Regions from separate parts of the Homo sapiens genome. Here region 1 is linked to region 2. A link is an interaction called in ENCODE POLR2A ChIA-PET data of the cell type or tissue named here. Cell type or tissue: HCT116. All regions are shown on one strand. Each heading gives the region's core, and the rest is flanking DNA. Links, peaks and the distances in the headings are about the cores only. Region 1 holds the start of GPR15 (G protein-coupled receptor 15). Region 2 has its middle 14 kb from the start of OR5K2.

Evidence for each region. Peaks named below come from ENCODE experiments on the same cell type or tissue, not always from the same donor. Only the 100,000 strongest peaks of a DNase experiment are listed, where the experiment ranks them.
Region 1: POLR2A ChIA-PET joins it to region 2 with 5 read pairs; 3 of 35 experiments call an interaction of 5 or more read pairs at or near these places.

Annotation. Positions count from the first base shown.
Region 1 is chr3:98,530,678-98,546,332 of GRCh38, reverse strand. GPR15 (G protein-coupled receptor 15) reads right to left here and starts at 14,355. Exons shown (of 1, transcript NM_005290.4): 1 at 11,652-14,355. The coding sequence starts at 14,299. The coding sequence ends at 13,217. RefSeq lists silencers at 110-159, 14,335-14,494. In HCT116, for the core only: no CTCF peak of the experiment used is centred there; DNase peaks (open chromatin) are centred at 7,412, 7,622 and 9,548; H3K4me3 peaks cover 2,537 bases; H3K27ac peaks cover 8,000 bases.
Region 2 is chr3:98,475,800-98,491,454 of GRCh38, reverse strand. No RefSeq gene overlaps it. Among named protein-coding and RNA genes, the nearest start is that of OR5K2, 14 kb to the left of the region's middle. In HCT116, for the core only: a CTCF peak has its summit at 8,885; DNase peaks (open chromatin) are centred at 7,574, 8,064 and 8,544; H3K4me3 peaks cover 948 bases; H3K27ac peaks cover 1,871 bases.

The DNA of each region.
Region 1 (15,655 bases), core at 3,167-11,166, 56 kb before region 2:
AGTTCCCGGGTGCTAAATAAATACTCCATAAACATAGGTTTTGTTTTTAATTTCAATTTTTAGAAATCATTGCAATGAGAATTGTAGATACTCGGTGCAAGTCATCTGCCCTGTGCATTTTTCTTGTAACAAAGCTGTACCGTTATAATGGAAAATTGATGTCAGACTAGTGGTTCTCCTTCCTTGACTGCTTAGTGAGCAATCTTCAGACATCCTTGAAGCTAGAAAACTTTCTAGGTAAACCCGAGGGAAAGCGAAAGCACTCAGAGTCAACATTTTCTTCTTATGTCTGCTTAAATACAAATTTTATTCTAGAAATATTTTACTTTAAAAATCTTTGTAGTTTTATAAAATATCATGCTCTTTGCAAATATTTTAGAATAGAACATTTGGAAAAAACAGTAAAACTCAAAGTATTATTCTGTCCAACCAATTCTAATTTACACTTAATTTAAAAGTTGAAATATTTTAAAATAAAATAGAAGTTGTGTCTACATAAACAAATTAAATTGACCTTTGATTTAACAGACAAGTCAATTTAGTAAAAGTAAAATTGAAGCTTTGAATCAAAACAATGATTTGCTGTTTGATATGAGAACAAATATTATTTGATTGAGCTTTAATTTACATCATTTTTTCAGAACTTAAATTATATCAAAGTCATGGATGTTAAACTTAAAATTGGACATGACATTTAAAAATTCTTATTTTGACTTTGAAGGAAAAGGCAAAACTTGTACATATTATTGTAATATAATAAATATACAAAATAAATATTATATTTATATTTTATATAATAGATAAATATATAATAAAATAATATTTGTTTTATGTGATGCATGACATTTATTTCAGCATCCTTTATTTTAACATTTTAAAAAAGTACATACTCATTATAGAACATGTAAAATATTCAGAAAAATATGAAGAAAAACAAATTAAGGATAAAAATAAATTTGCCCTTGGTTCTACTACCTAGAACAGCCATTGTTAACATTTTAATATATTTCCTAAATAAAGTAAGCTGGGATAATTACTCCTTAATGTTAAAAATAAATGTTAGGATTAATACTCTGGTATCATGTTCTTTTATTCAAAATTATGTTTAATTTTTCTCTTTGGTTGTGGGTCAATGATTATTAACTCATTATTTTACCTCATAACATCCTTAACTTCTCTTAAAAGTGATACACAGAAAATGTTGTTTCTTACTTAAAGAAACTTTAAATCAAGTTTCTATGTTTGGGGCAGTTTATAATATACTACATAGAGAAACCCTTATCTCTTAAAACTACAATTGGGAGTTGCTATTAAAACGAGGAAATTATTAACACAAATGTGCCTTCCAAAAGTGTAAATGAAGTTCCCGAAAGACAAGGGCATTGTCTACCAAATTTCTTCTGCACGTGGCCCAAGGCAACTCATTGTCTTAACAAGTAACATTTAATAAAGAAGATGGTAAAAGTTTAAATTCCTAATGTCAGTTTAGGTTCCATATGTCACAGGCACAAAATCTAGAGCGTGAGATTTGGGATTACATTTACTTTTCTTTCTTTGTCGCCATAGATATATAAGAAATCTGTGACCAGAAAAATTTTAAGGGATAGAGAAAATGAGATAATAGAATTTAGTACATATCTACCATTTTTTTGGTTTTAATTTTTTTGAGACGGGCTGTTGCTCTGCTGCCCAGGCTGGAGTGCAGTGACACAATCTTGGCTAACTGCAGCCTTCGCCTCCCAGGTTCAAGCCATATCTACTCTTTCTAAAAAACATTTTCTGGTGAAGGACACTGTCATAGGTGTCATAGCATTTGTGCTTTAGTGTGGACTTGGGTGTTACATTGAGCAAAATAGATAACTGTCCATTTCCTATGTGCAACATACTTTTGAATCAATTACAGGCTTCAAGTGGCCATCAGTAGGATAGAAAATGCCATTTGTGATAGATCACAATTAAGAGATTATATAACAGAAAAGAAAACATGTTACAGTTTTTAGAAAAAGTTATATTTTTAATAAAATGGACTTCCTCTTCCCTCAAGAAACATCTTTTTTTAGTATTAATTGTGAATAGGCAAAGGATTTGTTTATTTGAGATATTTGCTTTGGAAAAAATAAGAAAAATAATTTGAGTGAAAATTATTGCAATTAGGCAAAGGTAGTGGGGAGAGAGAGAAAGAGAAAATCTGGGAATCAGGAAAGAATACAGTGAAGTGGAAAGGCCATGAGCTTTGCGATTACGTAGGTCTGAGCTTAACTGAAATTGGGGTTTCATTTCTGGTTCATTACATTAATAATTATGTGAAACGATTCCTCTGAGGGCTATTTTCTTCATCTATAAAATGGGAATGTTTCCTCAACTATCATTTATTAAACTCTTAGTATGTACCAGGTAATTTTCTGAATTCCTTACATTTTCATCTTAATTAATTAGAGGTACTACTGTTTTCTAAAGCAAGTATAATTGTTCCTATTTTATAGAGAGAAATCAGGCTCAGGAAAGTTATGAAACTTGCTCATCTTCCATAGCTAATAAATGGCAAATTCAGTTCTGTCAGTGTTCTTTAACCACAATGCTATCTTACCCTCCCAATGGTAACAGTTAAGTCATAACAAAAATTATAAATTGATGATTTAAACATTTTATATCATGATAGTTGAGATAACTCTGTTCTTTTTAGGAAGTGCCAGCAATGGAAAATTAGTCAGAATAGCATTTTGACATCTGTCTTATTTCATTTTCTGCTGCTATAACAGAATATCACAGATTAGGTAATTTATAAACCAAAGAAGTTTGTTTGGCTCATGGTTCTGGAAGCTGGGAAATCCAAGAGCATGGTGCTGGTATCTGCTGAGGGTCATCCCATGACTGAAGAGCAGAAGGTGGAAGGGCAAAAGAAAGGGAAACAGACAGCCAAAGTCCCATGATAACTAACCTATTCCCATAATAATGGCCTTAATTCATTCATAGGGTGGAGCCCCGACCCAATCACCTCCTAAAGGTCCCACCTCTCAACACTGTCACAGTGGCAATTAAATTTCAACATGAGTTTTGGCAGGGACACTTAAACCACAGCACTTCATCCCTGTTGCCCCAAAATTCATCTTATTCTTATGTGCAAAATACATTCATTCCATCTTGATAGCCCTCAAAGTCTTAACTCATTCTGGCATCAACTCAAAAGTCTCATCTAAATCAGACACTCAACCTACAATTTATCTTGAGGCTAATACTCTCCAGCTGTGAGCCTGTGAAATGAAAACAAGTAATCTACTTCCACGATACAATGGTGAGATCCGACACAATGGTGAGATAGGCATAGAATAGACATTTCCATTCCAAAAGAGAGAAGCAGGAAAGAAGGGGTAACTGGTCCCAAGCAAGTCCAAAACCCTTCAGGGAAAGCAACATTAAGTCTTAAATTTAGAGAATAGTCTCCTTTGGCTCCATGTCCTGCATCCGGGGCACACTGAGGTGGGAGTTGGGCTCCCAAGGCCTCTGACAGCCCTGTCCCTATGACTTTGCTGGGCTCAGTCCATGCTTTAGCTGTCCCAAGCTGGAGTTTCACACTGGTATCCTATAGTTCTGTAATCTTGGGGGTCACTACACTTCCACAGCTCCACCAGGCATTACACTTTGAAACCTAAATGGAGGCAGTCATGCCTCACAGCTCTTGCATTCTTCATGCTTACAGACTAAATACCACACGGGCATTGCCAAAGCTTATGGCGTGTACCTTCTGGAGCAGTGGGGCTGAGCCAAAACAGAGCAACAGCCTTTATAGAAGTTATCTTCTGATCAATTGTTTGACTTCATAATCCCACTCTCAGTCTCTCTCAAAAGTGCATAGTCACATAAGTTACTTATTATCTAATGTGGAATATAGGTTTGGAGTTTGTGGAAAGATTTATAATACCCTGGCAATAGCCGGTGGAACTCCTGACTATCACACAGTGATTAGAAATCACTATTTTTGGTCCAATACTAGGCATATTGGACCTGAATTCAGAAAAGTTTTCCATTTAAATAGAAAATCAATGTTACACCAAGAAAGGGCTGAAGTAAAGGATATTGCATCAGTTATTTCTCTACTCAAGTACAGCTGGAATGATCAAAAAAGTTAAAGGACAGTGGCAAGATTGCTCCTGATGACTGTAATAGACTCCCTGTCCCTCATAGTTACAGCATATCATAAACAAAAGACATTCAAGCAAAAGTATGAATATAAAAATTTAATATTTAACATTTTAAATGTTTTTCATTTTTATTTTAATCAATGGTGAGATTTTTCTAGCATGTTCAGTTTAGTTCAACAATGATGAGTGCTTGATATGGAAGAAGCCAAGCATATGGCTACAAAAAATGAAGATGTGGCTTCTTCTCTTCCCCCATCCCCAGGGTGGAGGGAGCTCTCTTCCTACCTGGTGGACAGACATGGCACCAGATGAGTCACTATGCAGGATGCAATAGTTGCTGTGCTAAGAGACATTATGGGAGAATAAAGGTCCTGCCTGCATGCTGAAATGTTCATCACCATTTTCAAATTTTAAATGCATAGCAGTTCTAAAACTGTTGCTTTTAAGGAATTGGGTACTTGTAAAGGAAACAGCGGGTCATCCTAGAAAGAAACAGATGATTACTAGGGGAGGTCTCAAGGCCAATGTAGGGATTATACTCACAGATCAGAAACACAGTAATTGAAAAACTAGAGGACCTACAACTCAGAAATGATGTTTTATAATAAATTTAGCTACTATTTTTATCTTGGGTACTTCATTGAAAGCCTAAACTAAATTTTAGCTTTTTTTATTACTACAAAATTAATGCATTTTTTTTTGGAAAATACAAGTAATAATAAATATAAAAATCACTTGTAACTTCACAAAGTTAACATTTTGCTGTATAGGGTTCCAGTATTTTTGCATTCATATATGAATAAAATAGTCACAAATAATGTGGTCATCCTATAGATATAGTTTTGTAGTCTGCTTTTTTCACTTAATTTCATTGGATTTATTATTAAGGTCTTTCCACTTCAGTATATGGTACAGTATTTTTAAAGGCTGCATAGTATTCCATTGTAAGAAAGTGCATGAATTTTAATTTACTCAGTCAATTTGGACATTTGGATTGTTTTCACTTTCCTGCTTTTATGAACAATGCTGCAATAAAAATACATGTGCATATGTCTTTTCACCTGGCCGTAATGATTTTTTAGGGCAAAATCTTGGAAGTGGAATTGCTTTTGATATAGGTTTCTAAATTTTTTCTACAAAGCTTAATCAATTTACACTCAATAAGCTTCCCTCACACCCGCAGACCCAATCCTGGTCAACCTTAGTATTTAATGTTTCACTCTTTGTCAGTTTAATAGGTAAAACCATATTTTGTTTTTTTTAATATTATGTATCATGCTAAATATAAATTTACAAACTTTTTGGCAGTATTCTTTTCTATGTTTGAATTATTATAGGAAAGACACATTGATTTGAAATCCTGAGGACTAAGTTATACAGTTCTGAATTGACTTTTACTCAATTCTTTACTGATTTTCCGATTTTTAAGCTATTTCTATTAACATACACAAGTCAGGTCTGAATTGCATAAACATCTTTTTTATTAGAAATAAGGTAGCCATTCTCATCTATCTTCAAGTGCTCTGAATCTGTATTTTTGCTTTAAACATGAAACCACAGGCCAAGTTTCGTTTCTCATTTACCACTTCTCCACCTGAGTTGTCAGTTTTGCTTTTGCTCTAACTCAAGGCCAAATGAAAGGGCATCTCATTAAATCACTGTGCTGGGCAAGGTTCATGTAAAGTTATCTACTTTGCTTTGCATACTTTTTTTTAGTTTGTCATTTGGAAATAAATTTAAACCTAATACTGTTCAAGATGTGTTCTTGTGTTTAAAATAATGAGTCTATACGTTTAAAGTCTTAAAGATTTTTAAGACTCGAGAGTCTTAACATCTATAAAGACAATGATAGCATTTTCATTTGAGGATGCTAATGTGAACACTTTAAGGAAATGTAACAATGTTTAGGAAATAACCATATCAAAATGACAATTACATAAGTGACTTGTATATGGACTAAGTATGGGCTTCTCCTAAACATTGGAAAAGACCAAGGAAAGTTATTTGACTTGTAATTTTCATTGCATATACCGGGCTCTTCTTGGGTGTCACTATTTCATTCTTTGATTAAAAAAAATAAACAACTATGTGGATTCTAAACTCCATGAAAAACAAGTTCTGCTTCTACCTTTTTAACTCCTATAGAGTCGAATAAAGTGATATACATATATCACTATATATATTTATTGTGAACAAATACAAATATATATATATATATATTTGTTCAACCTTTTTTTTTTTTTTGAGATGGAATTTCGCTCTTGTTGCCCAGGCTGGAGTGCGATGGTGTGATCTCAGCTCACTGCAACCTCCACCTCCCGGCTTCAAGCAATTCTCCTGCCTCAGCCTCCCGAGTAGCTGGGATTACAGGCATTTGGCACCATGCCCAGCTAATTTTGTATTTTTAGTAGAGACAGGGGGTTTCTCCTTGTTGGTCAGGCTGATCTGGAACTCGTGGCCTCAGGTGATCCACCTGCCTTGGCCTCCCAAAATGCTGGGATTATAGGCGTGAGCCATCACGCCCCGCCTCAACTTTTTTTTTTTTTTTTTTTACGTAGAGATGGGGTCTCACTATGTTGACCAGGCTGGTCTCAAACTCTTAGCCTCGAGTGATCCTCCCATCTCGGCCTCCCAAAGTACTGGGATTACAGGCCTGAGCCACTATGTCCAGCCATGTTCAACTCTTTAGTAGAAATTTCAATCCATTTATATGCTTTTTGTAATTGCTGATATATTTATGCATACATATGCCATTTTATTTTGTGTTCTTTATTTACTATGCTTTTTCTTTGCTTTATTTTCTCCTTTCTTGTATTCTGTATTTTGTTAGTGGATAAAATAGTTAAATTCATCTCAAGTACTTCAGTCTGAATATTAACAGCAACATTCAACAGATGCTTTTCAGCTGCAACTGTATACAGTATGTTTGTGTGTTTGTGTATGTGTATAAGAGAAAGAAAGAGGCTGGGTGCAGTGGCTCATGCCTGTAATCCCAGAACTTTGGGAGGCCAAGGTGGGCGGATCACTTGAGGTCAGGAGTTTGAGACCAGCCTGGCCAAAATGGTGAAACTCCATATCTGCTAAAAATACCAAAAAAAAAAAAAAAAAAAAAGGAGCCTAGCATAGTGGCGCATGCCTGTAATCCAGCTACTCGGGAGGCTGAGGCAGGAGAATCACTTGAATCCTGGAGGCGGAGGTTGCAGTGAGTCAAGATCGTGCCTCTGCACTCCAACCTGGATGACAGAATGAGTGAGACTCCATCTCAAAAAAAAAAAAAAAAAAAAAAAAAGAGAAAAAAGATATTTTGTGAATGTGTAACTGCAATATGCCTGTTTTAGAATCCACCAGTTACAATAAAAAGATTTAACAATTTTTATGGTTGTCATAGTGTATTGTGTACGATAGACATTTTGCATTCACAGTTTGATGTTTGAGATTTTGACTGAAACTCCACAGTTGTATGACATAAAAAGCAGACATTTAAACCACTGACCTATGAGGTGATGCGGAATGAGTCACTTAACTAGTGAGTCAGGCCAAACACTTAGGATAGATATCTCCTTTCAACTTTTCTTTTTATACATTTTGCAATAGCTCTGAAAACATTACATTTTATTCAATTTGTATGAAGTAGATTATATGCTATATTGGAGTTGGCAAATTTAGGGATTTGTGAAGGTTTTACAATGGATGGTTATGAAATACAAAGGGTCTATATATACTCTGTAAGGAAAAGAGCAGTATTGCTTGCTGAAGACTTTGCCACAGATTTTTTTAAATTAAAAATAAAGTCTCCAGTCATATGTAATTTTTGATGCATAAAATTTTAATTTCTGAATAAACATCACAATAGTAGTTTATATCTCCTGTTTTGTATATAATTAAGAGCAAACAAAAGAGTGCATTTATAGTATACAGGTCACAAATATGCTAGGCAGGAGCACTTTTTTGTTTTATTTTGAGCTAATAGAAACACAGAAATAAAATATTTTAAATCAGAATTGATAGGGCCGGGCGCGGTGGCTCAAGCCTGTAATCCCAGCACTTTGGGAGGCCGAGGCGGGCGGATCACAAGGTCAGGAGATTGAGATCATCCTGGCTAACACGGTGAAACCCCGTCTCTACTAAAAATACGAAAAAAAATTAGCCGGGCGTGGTGGCGGGCTCCTGTAGCCCCAGCTGCTCGGGAGGCTGAGGCAGGAGAATGGCGTGAACCTGGGAGGCGGAGCTTGCAGGGAGCCGAGATCGCGCCACTGCACTCCAGCCTGGGCGACAGAGCAAGACTCCGTCTCAAAAAAAAAAAAAAAAAAAAAAAAGAATTGATAGGACCTAGCAAGTAAAAATGCTAAATTTCCTATCAATGTTGACAAACATGAGATACTCATAGATGATGTTTAACTCTCTCTAACATGGAAGTGTTAGAAAACTAGTTAATTATTACATATATTTAATTAGCAAATAAGAAAAATCACCGAATAATATCAAATTGATGAACATCTTTTACTAGGTTGGCAGATAATTTTAATAATAATGTGAATATTTTATCGTAGATCCTTAAGCATATGCAGCTAACTCAGAAAGTTTCATTGTGATTTGAAAGTACCTTTGGATCTTAGAAATTTGGTGCTTATGTATATAAACCAGAAATTTTTTAGTTTAATAATGTCTGCTCAACTAGCAGAATACTTTCCCCCTACTTTTAGATGAACAATGAACATTTTATGTAAATTTACATTTCACTACCATTTACCTTGTCATAAGAACCTTTATGAATAGTTTGATACTTTGGATATTTAAAGTAGGGTTTTTTTTGTTTTGGATTTTGTTTTTAATGCTGTAGGTTTATCTTAGGATGCAATTTGCACTTGTCATATATGTTTAGGAAATATAGCTCTATTAAGGAAATGACAAAGATAGCAAGAACCAATGAGTGTAACTCGCCCTAGGGTGGATTTTTACATTTGCAATATAAAATCAAGTCAGTGGCACAGTTGTTTTTCCCTGTACACTTATACGTAAAGTCTAGTCGTAATCGTTTACTTCTAAAATTGATAAAAACAAAGAATATTGGCTCAAAAAAAAAAGCTTTAAATAATAACCGGCATTTGCAGGGGAAAATCCAATCAACATCAAACTCCGTGAAAGACAAAAGGAACTCGCAGTAGTCAGTAACTGTTCGCAAATATTTTGGTAGTTAAAATTACCCTCTTGCTTTTTCTCCTATGGCACCTCTTTCTCTAATGGGGCTGGAGCCATTATCTTGCTGGCAGGTTACACCAATGGTCTGGTTTTAGAAGCAAATTTGTAATTCTTTTAGTTTTGCTCAGCTTTTATGAATGAGCTCTGCAGGAAAACAGGTTCTTTGTGGCATGCACATATGACAAGTCATTTCTCTCTTCTGAGATCGCTAGGTAGAATAGAGAGTGATTTGAGGAGTCAAGATGAATCACAGAGGAAGATTTTTTTCCACTCACCTTACCACCATACTGTGCATTTATGCATCTATTTAAAAATTAACTTGTGACCCCTAGTAATGGTCGGTTCTCAGTCACGCACATAGCTTCCCTTTAAGACTGCTGTTAAAACTTTTCACTACAGAAGTGATTTTGACTTGTTAAGAGTGGACAGGTTAAGGGACTCCCAGGAATATCAGGTTAGTTTCAACCTTTCAATACAACCCAAATGGAGTAAATGTGTTTGGGACTATGTTTGCGACTATGCGTGTCTTGATTACATTTCTTTTAAAATTAATTATAAAGTATCAGACAACACATTACCTAGGATTTAATGGAGAGCTTTTCTGGGGTAAGTTTCAAAAAGCTATTTGAGAAATGCTTGAGAGGTCACTATCCTTTTATATTTGTCATTTACATCCTCCGAGTAACTTTGGACTACTTATGCAAATGACAACAAATAATGTTAATCTGTAGTGATTTCCTTGTGTATTACTCTGAATTGTAAAAATTTTATTTTGTTTTCCTAACTTTGGATATAACTGGCAAGGCATGATTGTGTTAGGATGAAAGAGTAATTTTCTGGAAATTCTTGGCAATGTATTGATTTGTTCTTTAATGACATTAAATTATCACAAACTAGCCTTTAGGCTAGTTTAATTCAGGTAATAAAAATAATGAAAAGGTATAAATATGAGTCTGTGATTCTATGTATATCTGAATGTATATGTATATGTAGAATATCTACGTAAGTATAGAAATAGAAATTGTTCAAATTAAAAATGAAGAAATTTTATTATTATTATTATTATTATTTTTGAGACAGAGTCTAGCACTGTCACCTGGGCTGGAGTGCAATGGTGCAATCTTGGCTCACTGCAACCTCCATTTCCTGGGTTCAAGCGATTCTCTTGCCTCAGCCTCCTGAGTAGCTGGGATTATAGGTGCCTGCCACCATGCCCTGCTAATTTTTTGTATTTTTAGTAGAGACGGGGTTTCACTATGTTGGTCAGGCTGGTCTTGAACTCCTGACCTTGTGATCCACCTGCCTCGGCCTCCCAAAGTGCTAGGATTACAGGCGTGAGCCACTGCACCCAGCCTATGATTTTAAAAATATGCAAAATGTCAGACAACTAATTTGTAATAAACTTTTTAATGCTATTATAATGTAAATTACATTTCATACCAGCAGAATCCATATATGACAAAATAACATGTGAACTTAATCAAGCTTTGAACTTTTTTCTATTAGAGTTGTACTACCTATAAAATTATATCTATTTTTTTCTTTCACAACTGGTACATTATGAATGTAAAATAAACTAAGATTTTATTAAAGCCTACAATTATTATATCTATTTAAAGTACTAAAAAACCAATAATACATATTTTTATTTGGTGTTATTTTAAATATTCTCAGCAAAATTAAAGTGAAGAAGTAGAAATAAAATCTCAATATTTTAAAAATGAGAATGATTAAGTATTATTTGATGTTAGTTTGAAAATTTGTAAGGAGTAGTCAATAATTAATAATAGAAATCAAATCACTTTATAAAGTAACTTTTTACTCCACATTTAAAACTTTATTTATATTTATTATTTTTACAGTATCCTTGATAATTCTATAGACATAGATATTACCAACTACATTTAAGTATGAAAGGTTAAAATGACCTTACTAGTATCACAACATTAAGGGTGAAGCTAAAATTAATAGCACAGGTTTTCTGCTTTCCCAACCAATAACTTAGCTGATTGATTCAGCTATTTTTTAAAGGCAGTATTTTTCAAAGGCAGTAAGTTTCATGATTAGTAACAGTGCTTTTGCCGATTTGTTTTAAAGAAATGTGTGTCTTCTACCTTCTGTATTTTGTTTTTGTTTAACTTTTGGAGATCTATTCAATTGCATTGAATTTAGTTTTGAAGTTTTCCAAGAATATTTATTTGTTATTATTTACATGGTCTTTTCTTCTATAACCATAATAATTTACTAAAAGTTTATTAGAATTAGTATTAATATTAATATGTTGTTAGAAATTAATACAGTCCAGAAGAATACTTATGTAAGGAAATTATATTTTTATTTAATAACAGTTTAAGAAAAATTAACAAGTTAGCCAATTTATAAAACCAAAAACTGTATTTTCAGCTTCTAATTAGGCTACAAGGAGATGTCCGATATTTGAGGTTTCTCTTCATGTGAAAGATACATGAGATGAAATTAAATTGGCTAGTCTTTGAAAGGATTCTAAGTTTTTTCTGATTTTCAAATCTAATATTTAGAAGTAAAATGGTAATTCATTCAAGTCAACAGTGGAGGTAAAAACATAACCCGCTTTCCCTTGAATCAAAAGATGTTTACAATAGCATGCTTGCTGCTGCAGAGTCTTTTGTGGTTGCCACTAATTACATGTTTTTCACATCAAAGTCTTCAAAAGGAATATAGGTACAAATTGACTCAATAAATATTTATTGGGTAAAGGAATTCAAGAAGGTTTCTGGGTATGGAAAAAATATATATAAAATACTAGTGAGATCTTTGTTAGAGATTTTCTACTTTGGCTGAATACAGAGCAGCCTGTCTCCCTATATTACTGGATCTTATCTTGAAATTATAGGCACCAAGCAAATGATACTATAGGGAATGTGTAGCACTAACATTTTAATTAAAATACAAAATGATAATCTGCATCGGGGTACAGCTAAGCATTTTATGAGTTCCAATTATATTAGTAATAACATTTTCATTTGATAACTAGATAACTGGGTAATTAAAAACATGTAATTAAAGCAAAGTCAAATCCTAATTTATAAAGCCAATGGAAACAAAAGAGCATAGTAAAACCCCATTAAAAAGTAGTTGCTACACCATTATGAATGAGATACATTTTTATCAATATCTTATAAAGCAAATAGATGTTGAATCCTGCCATATGCTTATGTATTAAAATACTAGAAGACCATATGATAAAGTAAGTCCCAAATCATAAACACAATACAAAATCCCCATGAGTTTTTTTTTGCCAGTCCAAAGCCATTGTGAATAGGCATAGGATGAAGCACAATGTTGGAAGATGATGAAGAATCACGATACAAAGCTTTAAAGATTGAGGTCAGAATCTAGCTTAGTAACTCAGAAACAATTAATTGCACAGTGCAGGTATATTATATTTTTGTTACCTGCATTGTTACTGCATTTCTCATCAGATGAAAGTAGGCAGAATCATTTAAATGTAGTCCAATTTAGAGCCCAGTATGAAGGGTGGTGGGGATGAAGGTACCATGGTTTTTGAGAGAGGAAAGGCCCAAATGTGCATTAACAATCATGAAGAAAGGGACTGGTTCAAGCAGGAGCCTTTATCCAGGAGTTCAAGGACAGATGGGAATTGGATTTTGTCTGGTGGACTTGATTGGCAAGGGTCGAAGAAGGCTGCTTAGCTGAGAAAACAGCACATGGCCTAATTATATCCACAACACAGGGATTTTTCAGTCCTCTCTTTAAAAATGAACTCTTCCTTGCATCTATGAAGCAATGTGAATCCTATCATTAACACTTCCTTCTTTGTTGCTGACAAAAATTAACTCCTAAACCCACCAACAGAGCTTGAAATGTCACAGTTCCCTTTAGAGTGACACAGACCTCTTCCTCCTCCTGGCAAAATCTTCTGCATGAATGAAGGTGGAGAGAGCCTTAGTGAGGTGACTATCTGATGTCTCAGTGCTACTCCCAAAGTCATAGTTTTTCAGGCAAGGGCACAAGCAGTGGACAATGGCCCGGCGGATGTAGCTGTCGAAGATATAGTAAATGAAAGGGTTGACACAGCTGTTGGCAAATGCCAAGGGTCCACTCACCTCCATACCAAGCTGAAGAATAGCTGAGGGTAAATAGTGTTCTTGCCGCAACCCAGAGACAATGGCCAGGAACTTGAAAGTATTGAAGGGCAGCCAGGAGACAAGAAAGGCTGCCACGACAATAAAGATGATCTTTATAGATTTCTTCAGCTTTTTGTTGTGCTTTCCTGATTGCTGGTAATGGGCACACAGCTTCCTTGCAATGCAACAGTAGCAGGTCACAATGCTCAACAAAGGGACAAAAAAGGTGAAAATTAAGGCCACCAGGGACCATATGAGTTTAATTGGAGTTGCCTTTTTCTCTGCACAGTATGGCTTATCATCAATCAGCGTGAGCTCCCTGGACAGAAGAGTAGGCAACCCCAGCAGGCAGGAGATAAACCAGATGCTGGCACAGACTACATATGCACAGTCTGTCCTTCTGAATTTCCTGGATACGACTGGCCACACAATGGCCAGGTAGCGGTCAACACTCATGCAAGTGAGCAGGAGGACACTGCAGTGCATATTGACGGAGATCATGTAGGAGCTCCCTTTGCACAGGAAGGAGCCCGTCCTCCACAGTCCTAGAGATGCTTCTTTATCCACCCAGAGAGGCAATGTGACAAGAAAAATGAAGTCAGAGGCAGCCAGATTGATGATAAAGATGTCGATCAGTCTTCGGCTGCCGGGTTTGAAATGCAACGCTCCCATGAGAACAAGGTTCCCCAGCACTCCAGTCAGGAACACAGCTGTGTAAAAGACTGGAAGGAAGACAGAGGTGTAAGGAACATGGGAGTGGGTCTCCCTGATGTCAGAGTTTGGGCTCGTAGCATAGTAATAATCCAAATAAACTGAAGTTTCTTCTGGGTCCATCACCAAAGAGCAGATGCCAAATCTGGTGAGTTTACTTACATATGATGTTTTTGTATAAATTTTAGAAACCTCAAGGAAGCTTCTTTTATACAGTGCCTGCCTCTCTCTCTCTTTTTTCCCCTCCCTTTAAAGATCTTGGACAAACATGAAAGCCGAGATTAAAAAATGCAGTTTCTACCAATCCTCAGAAAGGGCACACAAGGAGCACCACTCTGATTGGTGTTGGTTGGTTGTGGTTGTGGTTTTTTTAATTTGCATTTGCTCGTGAAACTGAGGTGCTTTTTGAGTTATTTTTTCAAGATATTCAATTTATTTCTTTAAGGCCAGTAATTAAGAAGTGAATTAACTTGATTTTTTCACTTCCTTTAAAGACCTCCTTTGCTTTTGACACTGAAATTTATTTTGATCTAGCCTTCTGTTTCACATAGAAGATATTGTTCTGCTTTTAGAATTGTAAGGCAATGATAATGTATTCTTTTTATTTACTTTGTTGGCGAACTAGGAAGAAAACTAGTCTTTCATTGTGTAAAGAGTGAATGAAAAGTTTCCCAAATCATACCAGTATACAACTAGGTCAAACAACATGATTCCATTTAGGGCATGAGAGTCTCCCCATCTATGTGGCTCTTTCATTTGACATGTAGTCAATCCTGTTTCATAAGTTTTTAAAAATCCCCCCCCAAAGACTGGGACCACGTTTTCTGCTCTTATTATTTTAAGTTTTCCACTACAACTTGCATAGCATCTTGCATATAGTTGGTGCTTTGGAAATTGTAGTTTATTAGGTTTGATTCAGAAAATTCTTTTTGTTATCCAGCATATCTAGTAGAAATGAATTCATTGGGGTCTAACTTCAGGTATTGTTGTTATTTATGTAACTTACAAACACAGGTTTAACAATCTCAAGTTGCTATTTTTACCCTCCTATCTGCTATTGTAATTCAACCAGTGAAGTTCTCTTTTGTTAAGAGTTAACATCATTGATTAGGAGATTTTCTCCCTATTAACCCTCAAATACGCTTCATCAGACTCTGGATCCCCTCTGATCTTCTCTTCATTATACCACACCTGTGTAGCACTGATTTTTTTAGCTTCTGAGCCATGGCCTTCTGGTACCTCCACACATGGGTGAACATCACTTTTGGAATTGCTGATTGCTGATCTGGCAACAGATATACCTATAAGTGACATCATGATGGAGGTGCCAGCATGGACACTATAAAAGGGAAGATTTTTTAGTACATTTAAAACACTTGGGGAACAGGCTAAAACAGAAAGAATTCTATCACATTTTTCTCTCATATGTTTCCTTTTATATTATGATGACCATAGTAAAATATAACACATTTTGAAACG
Region 2 (15,655 bases), core at 4,419-12,418:
GTTACTATTATATAGAAATAGTAATTTTTGTATGTTGATTTTGTATCCTGCAAATTTTTGGAATAATTTATTAATTCTAGTGGTTTTTTGGTGGAGTCATTAAAGTTTTCAATACTTAAGACTATGTCACCTTCAAATACAGAAAATTTTACTTCTTCCTTTCCAATATAAATACATTTTATTGGTTTTCTTGCCTAATGTCTCTGGCTAGGACTTCCAGTTCTATTTTGCATACAGGTAGTGAGGGTGGACATTCTTGTCTTGTTTTTTTATCTTTCAGAAAAAGCTTTTAGTTTTTCATGCTGAGTATGATGTTACCTCTGGGTTTGTTCTATATGGCCTTTATTATTTTTAGGTACATTTCATCTATATCTAATCTCTTGAGAGTTTTTATCATATGAAAGCATGTTGAATTTTGTCAAATGCTTTTCTGCATATATTGAGATGATTTTTTTAAACTCTCTCATTCTGTTAATGTGGTATATCATATTTGTTGATTAGTATGTCAATCTTCTTTGCATCCCAGGGGAAAATCACACTTAATCATGGTGTGTGACCCTTTTAATATGCTGTGTGGTATTCAGTTTGCTAGTATTTTGTGGAGGACTTTTGTGTCTATGTTCGTCTGGGAGAGTAGCCTTGTAATTTTTTTTCCCTGAAAAGTCCCAATCTTGCTTTTACCAGTATAATGCTGGGCTCATAAACTGTGTTTGGAATATTTCCCTCTCTTTAATTTTTTTGAAAAGTTTGAGAAAAATTAGCATTAATCGTTCTTTAAATTTTTTCCTAGAACTCACCAATGAAGCTATCAATTTGTGGACTTTTTTCATTGTAAGTTTTCTGATTACTGATTCAATCTCTTTACTTGTTATTGATCTGTTGAGATTATTTCTTTATGATTCAGGCTTGGTAAGTGTTATGCTCCTAAGACTTATATATCCATTTCTTCTAGGTTAACCAATTTATTTATATATATATATATATAATCATTCATAACGGTCTCTTTTGATGCTTTGTATTTTTATGATACCAGTTGTAATGTCTCCTCTTTTATTTATAATTTTATTTTTGTGAGTCTTCTTTTTATTTTTCTTAGTCTAGCTAAAGGTTTCTTGATTTATCTTTTCAAAAACAACTCAGTTTCATTAATATTTAATATTTTTTTCTAGTTTTTGTTTTATTTATTGATGATCTGATATCTATTATTTTGTTCTATTTCCTCGAGATGTAAACTTATGATTTTTATTTGAGATCTTTACTCTGTGTTAATATTGGCATTTATTGCTATAAACTTCTCTTAAGAACTGCTTTTGCTGCATCCTATATGTTTAGGTATGTAGTTTCCATTTTCATTTGTCTCCAGATATGTTTTTATTTCTCTTTTGATTTTCTATTTGCCCTATTGGATGCTTAGGAGTGTGTAATCTAATTCCTACGTGTTTGTGTGGATTTTCCAATTTTCTTCCTGTTATTGTTTTCTGGATGCATACCATTGTTGTTGGAAACGACACTTGATATTATTTCAATTTTCTTGAATTTTTAGACTTGTTTGGTGGCCTAACATATAATCTATCCTGGAAAATATTTCATGTGCACTTAAAAAAATAATACTGCTCAAGTATACTGCTGCTGTTGGTTGAAATATTCTGTATATGTCTGCTAGGTTCCTGTGGTCTATAGCGTTGTTAATGTCTACTGTTTCTTTATTGATTTTTTGTCTTAATTATCTGTCCATTGTTGAAAGTGGGGTATCGAAGTCCCTGACTGTTATTATATTGCTATCTATTTCTTCATTCAGTTCTGTTACATTTGCGTTATGTATATTTAAGTGTGTCGTGATTGGTGTATATATATTTATAGTTGTTCCATCATTTTGTTGAAGTGACTTCTTTATCATTATATAATGACCTTCTTTGTGTTTTATATCAGTTTTTGACTTAAAGTCTAATTTGTCTGATAAAAGTTTAGCCACTCTTGCTCTCTTTAAGGTCAATAATTAAGTAATTATTGATAGGTAAGGACCTATTACTATGATTTTTTAGTTGTCTTCTAATTATATTATAATTCCTTCATTTCATTCCTCTTCTTTTGTCATCTTCCTTTGTAATTTAATGATTTTTTTTGTGGTGGTATGCTTTAATTTCTTCTCTTTATCGTTTGTGTAATCTGCTGCAGGGCTACAGTTGTTGTTGTTTTGTGTGTGTGGGTGTGTGTGTGTATACTTACCATGAGGTGTACATAAAATATCTTATAGCTGATGAGTTTAAGCTGATGACAACTTAGCTTTGACTGCATACAAAAACTATACATTATATTTACTTCTACCCTCACATTTTATGTTGTCAATGTTACAATTTACTTACTTTATATTTTGTGTATCCAAACCTAAATTATAGTAGCTATAGTTATATTTATCCTTTTATCTTTTAACTTCATACTATAGTTAAACGTGATTTGTGTATCACCTTTACAGAATGAGAGTATTCCAGATTTGATTATATTCTTACCTTCACAGTGAGCTTTATATGTTCATATATTTTCATGTTGTTAGGTAGCATTCATTTGTTTCAAGTTGAAAAACTCCCTTTAGCAATTGGGCTTTATTTTTTTTTGTCTGAAAAAGTTATTATCTCATCTTTATTTCTGAAGGATATCTTGCTGAGCATAGTATTCTTTGTTGGTGGTTTTATCCTTTCAGCACTTTGAATGTATCACTCACTCTCTTCTAGCCTGAAATAATACCGCTGAGATATCTACTGATAGTCTAATTGGGCTTCTCTTGCATATAACAAATTGCTTTCCTCTTGCTCCCATCAAAATTCTGGGTTTGTCTTTGACTTTTTGAGCATTTTAATATAACGTGTCTTAGTGCAGATTTCCATATACTTAATGTATTTAGGGTTCTTTGGGATTCATGGATTTGGATGTTTATTCCCTTCTTCAGATTTGAGAATTTTTTTCATCATTATTTTTCTAAATAAGCTTTCTGTCTCATTCTTTTTTGCTGACACTTCTGGATCTTCCATAATGTATATATTGGTTCACTTAATGATGTCCCATAATTTTCATAGACTTTATTCCCTCTTTTTCATTCTTTTTGCCTTCTGTTTCTCTGATTGGGTGATCTCCAATGCAATGACTTTTCTTCAAGCTCACTAATTCATTGTTTTACTTGATTGAGCCTGCTGTTGAACTCTTTGTGGAATTTTTCATGAAGTCATCTAAAGCTCCATAATTCCTGTTTGGCTCTTTTTAATGGTTTCTATTTCTTTAAGTTTCTAATTTTATTTATTGATTTCATTATTACATTTATTTGTTTATCTGTGTTCTCTTGCATCTTACTAAACTTCTTTGTTATTTTCATTTTTTTTAGGCAGTTCATAAGTATCCATTTCTTTAGCGTCCAGTTATTGGTGCTTTATTTTGTTCCTTGGTTAGTCTCATTTCCCTGATTGTTCATGTTCCTTGTGGCTGTGTACTAGTGTCTGTACGTTTGAAGAAGTAGGCACCTATTTCAGTGTTCACAGACTGGCTTCAGCAGGAGATGCCCTTCAGAAGTCAACCAGTCTAGAGATTCTTGTTAGGCCATTTGGTGGCGTTCATGGGTGGGTGGACTTACTGTTGGAGTTCTTGGCAGGTTGGCTTGGAGCTAGCATTCACTGGGATGGGTCAGGATTTTGGATCCATGGGGGGAATTGCCTACATTGTTGGGCTGCAGGGTTTTGCCTGGATGTTGGGTTGTTCTGGGGTGTCCTGGGGCTCTGGATGCCAGCTTAGTCCATGGAGCTGCAGGTGTTATCCTGGAACTGGGTTGGGCATGGAACCTGGGTCTGTAGGAGGTTGGGCTGGAGTCATGGGTTTTGCAAACAGGTCTGTCACAGGGGTTGGCTTGAAGCTTGGGGCCGCAGGAGCTGGCCTTCTGATGTGGTGGGCCTGCAGTCTAGGGCTTCAGGGTTGGCCTGATACCTGGGTCCCTGCATACTTACCTGGAGCCTGAAGTTGCAGGGGCCAACCTGGCATGGATGTCAGCCTGAAGTGCGGGACTACAGATAGGGGCATGGCACAGGGATGAGCCTGAATTCATGGGCTGTGGGTGCTGGTCTCATCTGGGTCTGCAAGGGCTGGCCTGGTTCTAGGGTAGGTCTGAGACCTTGGAATGAGAAGCAATAAGTAAATGAGGCCAGCCTGGAGGCTCAGCTCCTGTGTACTGGATGGGAGTCTGAGGTCATAGGGGATGGCCAGGCCCTTGCATCCATAGTAAATTTGGGTAATTATTTCAATCTCCTTTCCCCAAGCAGAGTCTACCTCTCTCATAGCTGTGCATATCATGCAGGCATAGGTATGTGTTGGGAGGGCGTGACGTGAGACATATGAAATTGTTCTTTTTACTCTCTTTAATCTGTCTTATTTCTGTTTTATGCCCATGTTCTGTAACCTTCAACCTGGTTTCCTTAGTTCTTGTGAAGGTATTTTCATGCATGGATAGTTGTTCTAATAGATGTTTCTCCTAGGAGACAAACACTAAAAAGTCTTATTTCATCATTTTGGTCTACCTTCAAGCTTTATCTTCTAATTCTTAATTTTTTTTTAAAAAAATCTGCTTTTTATAATTTAACATTTCAAATTTTTTAATATTAAGTTTCACTTCTATATTGCTTCTATTCTTGTATTTTGAATGCTACAAATTTTTAATTTGTTTGTGATATGATTACTTTTGGAAATTTTATTTTGTTGTCTGATTTGCCTCTTTTTCTCAAAGTATTTTTCTTTCTTTCCTTTTTGTTTTAAAAAAAAGTTTGCTTGTTTTCCCATGAGATCTATGAAGCCCTTCTATGTCCAGGACTCCTGTGGGGTTGATTCAGGCTGTCAAGTGTCTATTGTATTGAATTCCTCTAGCTACCAAATCCTTTTTCTTTCATCCCTTCCATAAGAATTGACTCCAAGAGCATTCCCTATTAAACATCCACACACTAAACTCTATATAACATCTTATTGCTCTTGAAATCCAATCACTGACAATTAGTTTTGAGAGAGATTGTTTTGGCATAAGAAGGAGAATATATTTTTCATTTCTGGTATGGCCCCTACTTGATTAAGCCCCTCTAGAGAGAGATGTGAGGCAGAACTTAAAGTCTGCATGAAGGATCTGCTGAAACTGTCAGCAAAGGCTGAGGGCCAATCTGCTTATGGAATATCTCAAAGATATTTTAATGAGATTATAGTTTTAAGAAAAGTTTGATGATCATGCCTCATATTGGAATTATTTGTGAAAAAATATATTTTGACGAGCCATCAAGTTGCCAGTATTATACCATTTTTTTGGTTAACAAAAAGGTTTCATATGGGTTAGTCTAAAACATTTTAGCTTCTTGAGTACAAGTTTTACTCTTTCAAGTTGACACCAGGTCTTATTTAATTTTTGTTTTAACTCAGCACCTACCTTAATGCTTCACATATTGCAAACCTCAGAAGTGGGTTGGCTGAATAAAGGAATAGATCTTGCACATATGGAAAAAATAAAAATAAAAGAAAAAGTCTTCTGAATTGATTAAATTAATGGAAAAACAGTAAACAGGGAAATAGTCAGATAGCATAATAAGAAAGGAGTGATGTTTTACATCAGTCTTAGGTGAAAATTGGAATTGCCATTTATATGTTATCTCCAGGGAAGGTGAGCAGAGGCCATGTGGAAAAATATTTGTACCATATAATACTCTGAACTTACCCAACTTAGCACTGTAAGAAGTATAGACAGGAAAAGAGCAGCAGAAACCAGAAGCTTAGCGTAAGATAAATTTTGAAGAAATAAAAATGACTGATCTTTGCTACTACCTAGGAAACTACAAAGTTCTTGGTTAGGCAGAGCCAACATGGAAAGATTCAGGTATAAGTTGCAGGCTGTATGTTTAATGTTTAATAGAATGAATAATTAGTAAATGTTTCTTTAAGAAATATTAAAAAACAAATTGTCATTATAGAGTCTTAAGGTTTTTATAATTATTTTAAAAATTACCTTTAAAATTCAGTTTTCTGAAGTTTTGAAAGTGGGTTATTCATTAACTACCAAGGACCAAGGAGGATGAATACATTTTGATAGTATCGGGACAATATAAATGTTTGTAGGAAAATGTAACCTCTTCTACTTGTGACTCAAGAGCTACAGAAAATGGAACTAAGTTATGAATATATGTATTATGTATATGCACATGAGATATCTTTTGAATACAGGTAGTTAATTTATTGTATATTTTTGTTGTTTTTGTATCACCCCATACATTTTTTCTTGCTATAATTTAGTACGTATCTTTTGAAGAAAGGAATAAGTTCAGCCCACTAACAAGGCTATTCCCTTTGAAAAAGAAATAGAAAATTATATTTTCAAATAGTTAAAATTTTATTATTTATTTTAAATTTTATTTAAATAAACACATTTATGAGATTTCAAATGATAGAAGTAATTCATCATAATATCAGTTTTAAATCTTTGAAAGACAGGCAAGACTGACACATCAAAAGGTAGAATAAGGTCTTTTATTTGCTCTGATACAGAAACAATTTCCTAGTATTACATATAACTTTTTTCTCCTCCTGTACATAATCTTAATACAGTCCCATCTTAATATATTACAATTACTACCTGAGAGTTATATTAAACTGAAAAATTAATATTTCAACAGTTAGTATGACTCTAGAGTTGAATGGGCTATAGCTATTACATTCTACTTCTCAAATGTTTAATCAGCATCACTTATGACCCAACATTTAAAATTGTGTTAGCTGGGCATGGTGGCTCGCACCTGTAATCCCAGCACTTTGGGAGGCTGATGCAGGTGGATCACTTGAGGTCAGGAGTTTGAGACCAGCCTGGCAAAAATGGTGAAACCTTGTCTCTCCTAAAAATACAAAAATTAGTCTGGTGTGGTGGCAGGCCCTTGTAATCCCAGCTACTTGGGAGGCTGAGGCAGGATAATTATTTGAACCCAGGAGGCAGAGTTTGCAGTGAGCCAAGATCACACCACTGTACTCCAGCCTGGGCAATGGAGTGAGACTCAGTCTCAAAATAAATAAATAAATAATAAAATAAAATTAAATTAAATGTTGAAATAGGCTTGCTGATAAAGCATACTTGTACAAATAAACAGGGCCAACTCTAGAGCACTTTTCCTGAGCTGGAAATGTGTAGGAATTGAAGACTAATATGATCTGAAGGGGCATGATCTGTGGAAGGGAGATATATGGTGTCCCCAGAGATGAATGTATAAAATAAATATTCTCGAGTCTACCAAACTTTGGATACTCAGTTAGTTGGCAATTCATCCTGGATGACAGGAAATGGCATATTAAGATTTAGGTAATACCTCAATAATTAAAATGTAAAAAGAAAGTGTTAGCAACATTAAACATTTCTACAAATTAGTTTTTCTTTTTTGAAAATAATGGCAGACAGGAGGCAGGACTAACTTGCAGCTCCCTCTCTGATGGACAGAACAGCATATGGAGACTCACATAGTGAGTCCAAGAACTCCAAGAACTAGCACAGGAACATACGAGGAAAACTGAAAGAATCCACAGACCTTTTGAAAGAAGTAGCTTGCTGATGCAAACTTTGTGAAACAGCTGAAAAAGTGTGAGTGCCCAAAGTGTGAGTGGGGAAGGTCCACCTCCTAACACACATCCTCACATCCTCACCGGGGAACCTGAAAACCCAGATCATGGGAGAAGAATTTAACCTTACCTAGAGCTGAAAAGAATTTAGAGAGCTGAACAAAATATAAAAGTAGAAGAAGTACTGAAAAAGCCCTGTAGGTATTCCTGGTTCGCAGGGAAGCCATTTCTGACTTTATCTCACTGAAGTCACTGGGTAGGACTGCCAGTGGAATTGGGGAAGGACAGGTAGAAGAAAACTTTCAGCTGAACTTTGTAATAATTTTGACCAAGTGCAAATTTTCCTGGGCAGAATCCTGGGTGGAGGGAATGGGAAGTACAGACAGGAGCACAGAAGCTGTGGCAGGTAAGGAGGGGTGGGGCCTGAAAGCCCTGCTTGCTTTCTCAGCTAGAAAACATGCAGCCTGGGGCAATATCCCAGCACTGTTCGTTGGCTGCCTGGATATAAACTAGGTGCTATTGGTGGGGTATGGTGGGATTGAGACTGTCCTTGCTGGCTGCATAGGAGACGAGTGAGGCTTGTCATTGCCAGCTTTCTCCACTTCCCTGAGAACCTGTATGATGCAACAGAGGCAGACATTATGCCCCTGGGAACATAGGTCCATTGGCCTGAGAACCACACCCCCATCACCCACAGCAGCTGCAGCAAGTCCCACACAAAGAGAGTCTGAGCTCAGACACCACTAACCTGCCCCTACTTGATGGTCTTTCTCTACCCACTCTGATAGCCAAAGAAAAAAGATACTATCTTTTGGAAGCTCTGTGGCCCTGCCCATCACTTGAGAAACCCAAATATTTATCCAAGTGACATTAGAGCAAGCTTGTATCTCCCCTATACTACTGCAGTTGATGCTGTCTTGAAACTGCCATCTCCTGGCTGGAGGCCAACACACTCAAGTGATTATATCAACTCATAAAAGAAAAGTCCTGCTCCAGGAAATGAGAAAACAACAGCTAATTCCACCACCGAAACATCCTGGCTAACCAGAGGTCCTGAGTCTGTCCAGGTACAACTTCACTGCTAGCACAACCAACATTCAAGAAAATCAGCACACTAAAAACTACAACCATGGACCCTCAAAGAGTCTACTTCATATCCCTGCTACCACCACTGGCCCAGGTGCTGGTATCCACAGCTGAGAGACTTGAAGATGGATCACATGACAGGACTCCTTGCAGACACTCTTCAGTACCAGCCCAGAGCTCAGTAGCGCTGCTGGGTGGCTAGACCCAGAAAAGCAGTGACATCCACTGCAGTCAGAATCTCAGGAAGCCCCATTCCTAAGGGAAGGGGGAGAGCACACATCAAGGGATCACCCTGTGGGACAAAAGAATCTGAATATCAGCTCTTGAGCCCCAGATCTTTCATTTGATATAGTCTACTCAGATAAGAAGAAACCAGAAAAACAATTCTGGTAATATGACAAAGCAAGGTTCTTTAGCACCCCCAAAAGATCACACTAGCTCACCAGCAATGGATCCAAACCCAGAAGAAATCTCTGAATTGCCAGAAAAAGAATTCAGAAGGTCGATTATTAAGCTATTCAAGGAGGCACCAGAGTAAGGTGAAAACCAACTTAAAGAAATGAAAAAATAACACAGGATATGGATGAAAAATCTCCAGAGATATAGGTAGCATAAATCAAAAACAATCACAACTTATAGAAATGAAAGACACACTTAGAGAAGTGCAAAATACACTGCTAACTTTCAAAAATAGAATTAAACAAGTCAAAGAAAGAACTTCAGAGCTTGAAGACAAGGCTTTTGAATTGCCTTTGAACAAGGCTTTGAATCTGACAAAAGAAAAGGAATAAATGAAAAATGACCAAAGCCTCCAAGAAGTTTGTGATTATGTTAAGCAATGGAACCTAAGAATAATTGCTGCCCCTGAGGAAGAAGATAAATCTAAAAGTTTGGAAAACTTATTTGAGGGAATAATCAAGAAAAATTTCCCTGGCTTTGCTAGAGATCTAAACATTCAAATACAAGAAGCTAAAAGAACACCCTGGAAGTTCATCACAAAAACATTTCATCACCTAGGCACACATTCATTGAGATATTTAAAGTTAAGATGAAGGAAAGAATATTAAGAGCTATGAGGCAATACATCAGGTAATCTATACAGGAAAATCTATCAGATTAACAGATTTGTCAGCAGAAATCCTTCATGCTAGAAGGGATTGGAGTCCTATCTTTAGCTTCCTTAAAGCACTTATCAGCCAAGAATTTTATATCCAGCAAAAGTAATCTTCATAAATGAAGGAAAGATACTGTCTTGAAAATTAATAAGGATATTCAAGACTTGATCTCAGCTCTGGACCAAGCGGACCTAATAGACATCTACAGAATTCTCCACCCCAAATCAAGAGAATATACATTCTTTTCAGCACCACATAGCACTTATTCTAAAATTGACTACATAATTGGAAGTAAAACACTCCTTAGCAAATGCAAAAGAATGGAAATCACTCACTCAAAACCACATGACTAAATGGAAACTGAACAACCTGCCCCTGAATGACTACTGGGTAAATAATGAAATTAATATGAATTAAAATGAAGAAATAAATAAGTTCTTTGAAACCAATGAGAACAAAGACAAAATGTACCAGAATCTCTGAGACACAGCTAAAGCAGTGTTTAGAGGGAAATTTATAGCACTAAATGCACACAGGAGAAAGTGGGAAAGATCTAAAGTCAACATCCTAACATTACAATTAAAATAACTAGAGAAGCAAGAGCAAACAAATTCAAAAGCTAGCAGAAGACAAGAAATAACTAAGATCAGAGGAGAACTGAAGGAGATAGAGACACGAAAAACCCTTAAAAAATGAATGAATCCAAAAGCTGGTTTTTTGAAAAGATTAACAAAATAGGTAGACCACCAGCCAGACTAATAAAGAAGAAATAGAGAAGAATAAAATAGACACAATAAAAAATGATAAAGGGGATATCACCACTGATCCCACAGAAATAAAAACTATCATCAGAGAACACTAAAAACATCTCTATGCAAATAAACTAGAAAATCTAGAAGAAATGGATAAATTCCTAGACACATACACCCTCCCAAAACTAAACCAGCACAAAGTTGTATCCCTGAATAGACCAATAACAAGTTCTGAAATTGAGGCAGTAATTAATAGCCTACCAACCAAAAGAAGCCCAGGACCAGATGGATTCACAGCCTAATTCTACCAGAGGTACAAAGAGGCCCTAGTACCATTCCTTCTGAAACTATTCTAAACAATAGAAAAAGAGGGACTCCTCCCTAATTCATTTTATGAGGCCAGCATCCTCTTGATACCAAAACCTGGCAGAGATACAAGAAAAAAAATAAATAAAATTTTAGGCCAATATCCCTGATGAACCTCGATGTGAAAATCCTCAAAAAAATACTGGCAAACCAAATCCAGCAGCACATCAAAAAGCTTATCCAACACGATCAAGTCGGCTTCATCCCTGGGATGCAAGGCTGGTTCAACATATGCATATCAATAAATGTAATCCATCACATAAACAGAACCAATGACAAAAACCACATGATTATCTCAATAGATGCAGAAAAGGCCTTTGACAAAATTCAACACCTCTTCATTCTAAAAACTCTCAATAAATTAGGTATTGATGGAACATATCTCAAAATAATAAGAGCTATTTTTGACAAACCTGCAGCCAATATCATATTGACTGGGCAAAAGCTGGAAGCATTCCCTTTGAAAACCAGCACAAGACAAGGATGGCCTCTCTCACCACTCCTATTCAACATAGTATTGGAAGTTCTGGCCAGGGCAATCAGGCAAGAGAAAGAAATAAAGGGTATTCAAATAGGAAGAGAGGAAGTCAAATTGTCTCTGTTTTGAGATGACATGATTGTATATTTAGAAAACCCCATCATCTTAGCCCCAAATCTCCTTAAGCTGATATGCAACTTCAGCAAAGTCTCAGGATACAAAATCAATGTGCAAAAATCACAAGCATTCCTATACACCAATAACAGACAAACAGAGAGCCAAATCATGAGTGAACTCCCATTTACAATGGCTGCAAAGAGAATAAAATACCTAGGAATACAACTTACAAGGGATGTAAAGGACCTCTTCAAGGAGAACTACAAACCACTGCTCAAGGAAGTAAGAGAGAACACAAACAAATGGAAAAACATTGCATGCTCATGGATAGGAAGAATCAATATCGTGAAAATGGCCATAATGCCCAAAGTAATTTCTAGATTTAGTGCAGTCCCCATCAAGCTACCAATGACTCCTCACAGAATTAGAAAAAACTACATTACATTTCATATGGAACCAAAAAAGAGCCTGTATAGCCAAGACAATCCTAAGCAAAAAGAACAAAGCTGGAGGCATCACATGACCTGACTTGAAACTATACTATAAGGCTACAGTAACCAAAACAGCATGGTACTGGTACCAAAACAGTTATGTAGACCAATGGAACAGAATAGAAGCATCAGAAATAATGCCACACATCTACAACCATATGACCTTTGGCAAACTTGACAAAAACAAGCAAGGAGGAAAGGGTTCCCTATTTAATAAATGGTGTTGGGAAAACTGACTAGCCATATGCAGAAAACTTAAACTGGACCCCTTCCTTACACCTTATACAAAAATTAACTCAAGATGGATTAAAGTCATAAACATAAGACCTAAAACCATAAAATGATACCTAGAAGAATACCTAGGCAATACCATTCAGGACATAGGCATGGGCAAAGACTTCATGACTAAAATACCAAAAGCAATGGCAACAAACACCAAATTGACAAATGAGATGTAATTAAACTAAAGAGCTTCTGCACAGCAAAAGAAACTATCACCAGAATGGGCAGGCAACCTACAGAATGGGAGAAAATTTGTGCAATCTATCCATCTGACAAAGGGCTAATATCCAGAACCTACAAGGAACTTAAACAAATTTACAAGAAAAAGAATAAACAACCCTATCAAAAAGTGGGTGAAGGATATGAACAGATACTTCTCAAAAAGAAGACATTTATGTGGCCAACAAACATGAAAAAAGTTCATCATTACTGGTCATTAGAGAAATCCAAATCAAAACCACAATGAGATACCATCTCATGCCAGTTAGAATGGTGGTCATTAAAATGTCAGGAAACAACAAGTGCTGGAGAGGATGTGGAGAAATAGGAACACTTTTACACTGTTGGTGGGAGTGTAAATTAGTTCAACCATTGTGGAAGCAGTGTGGCAATTCCTCAAGGATCTAGAACCAGAAATGCCATTTGACCCAGCAATCCTATTACTGGGAATATACCCAAAGGATTATAAATTATTCTAGTATAAAGACACATGCACACACATGCATATATCTATTGCAGTACTATTCACAATAGCAAAGACTTGGAACCAACCCAAATGCCCATCAATGATAGAGTGGATAAAGAAAATGTGGCAAATAGACACCATGGAATATTATGCAGCCATAAAAAAGGTGAGTTCATGTCCTTTGCCAGGACATGGATGAAGCTGGAAACCATCATTCTCAGCAAACTAACACAGGAACAGTAAACCAAACACTACATGTTCTCCCTCACAAGTGGGAGTTCAAAAATGAGAACACATGGACACAGGGAGGGGAACAGCACACAGTGAGGCCTGTCAGGGGGTTGGGGGGCTAGGGGAGGGATAGCATTAGGAGAACTACCTAATGTAGTTGACAGGTTGATGGGTGCAGCAAACCACCATGGCACATGTATATCTATGCACCACACCTGCACATTCTGCACATGCATTCCCGAAGTTAAAGTGTAATAATAATAATAATAAAAGGAATGGGAAAAAAAGATACTGTCTTTTTTAGACAAACAAATGCTGAGGGAATTTGCCACTTCCATGCCAGCACTACAAGAACTGCTAAAAGGAGTTCTAAATCTTGACATAAAACCTAAAATACATCAAAATAGAACCTCCTTAAAGCATAACTCTCTCAGGGGCTAGAAAACAATAACACAATGAAGGAAACCCCAAGGAATTCAGACAACAACTAGCACTTTGAATAGAATAGTACCTCACATCTCAATAATAACGTGGAATATAAATGGCATAAATGCTGCATTTAAAAGATACAGAATGGTAGAATGGATAAGAATTCACCAACCAAATATCTGCTGCCTTCAAGAGATTCACCTAACACATAAGGACTCACATAAACTTAAGGTAAAGGAGTGGAAAAATATATTCCATGCAAAAGGACATGAAAACCAAGCAGGAATAGGTATTCTTATATCAGACAAAATAGACTTTAAAGCCACAACAGTTAAAAAAGACAAGGAGGGACATTATATAATGATAAAAGGACTAGTCCAACAGGAAAATATCACAATCCAGATGTTTATGCACCTAATACTGGAGCTCCAAAATTTATAAAACAATTACTACTATACCTAAGAAATGAGATAGATGACAACATAATAATAGTGGGGGACTTCAATACTCTACTGGCAGCACTGGACAGGTCATCAAGGCAGAGAGTTGACAAAGAAAAAATGGACTTAAATATACCCTAGAACAAATGGACTTCACAGATATTTACAAGCATTCCACTCAACAACTGCAGGATATACATTCTATTCATTGGCACATGAAATATTCTCCAAGATAGACCATATGATAGGCCACAACACAAGTCTCAATAAATTTAAGAAAATTGAGATTGTATCAAGTACTCTCTCAGACCACAGTGGAATAAAATAGGAAATCAACTCCAAAAGGTACCCTTAAAACCATGCAAGTACATGGAAGGTAAATAACCTGCTACTGAATGATTATTGGGTTAACAAGGAAATGAAGATGGAAATTAAAAAATTATTTGAACTGAACAATAATAGTGACACAACCTATCAAAACTTCTGAGATTCAGCAAAAGCATCCTAAGAGGACTGATCATAGCATTAAATACCTACATCAAAAAGTCTGAAAGAGCACACATAGACAATTTAAGGTCACACGTCAAGGAACTAGAGAAACAAGAACAAACAAAGCCCAAACCCAGAAGAAGAAAGGAAATAACCAAGATGAGAGCAGAAATAAATGAAATTGAAACAATAACAAAAAATACAAAAGATAAATGAAACAAAAAGCTGGTTCTTTGAAAAGACAAATGAAATTGATTGACTGTTAGTGAGATTAACCAAGAAGAGAGATCGAAATAAGCTAATTAGAAATTAAATGGGAGATATTACAACCAATACCACAGAAATACAAAACATCATTCAAGGGTACTATGAACATCTTCACACGCACAAACTAGAAAACCTAGAGGTGATAGATAAATTCCTGGAAATATATAACCCTCTTAAATAAAACTAGGAGGACATAGAAACTCCAAAGAGACCAATGAGAATCAGTGTTATTAAAATGGTAATTAAAAAATTGCCAATAACAAAAAGTCCAGGACCAGATGAATTCACAGCTGAATTTCATCAGACATTCAAAGAAGAATTGCCTCCAATCTTATTGGAACTGTTCCAAAAGATAAAGAAAGAAGGAATCCTCCCTAAATCATTCTATGGAGCCACTGTCATCCTAATACCCAAACCAGGAAAGGACATAACAAAAAAAAAAGAAAAAGAAAATTACAGACCAATATCCGTGATGAACATAGATGCAAAAATCCTCAACAAAATACTAGCTAACCAAATCCAACAGCATATCAAAAAGATAATCCACCATAATCAAGTGGGTTTTATACCAGTGATACAGAAATTGTTTGACATATGCAAGTCAATTAATGATACATCACATAAACAAAATTAAAAACATAAATTCATGATCATCTCAATAGGTGCAGAAAAAGCATTTGACAAAATCCAGCATCCTTTTATTATTAAAACCCTCAGCAAAATCGGCATAGAAGAGACATGCCTTAAGGTAATAAAAGCCATCTATAACAAACCCAGAGCCAACATTATACTGAATGAGGAAAAGTTGAAAGCATTCCCCTG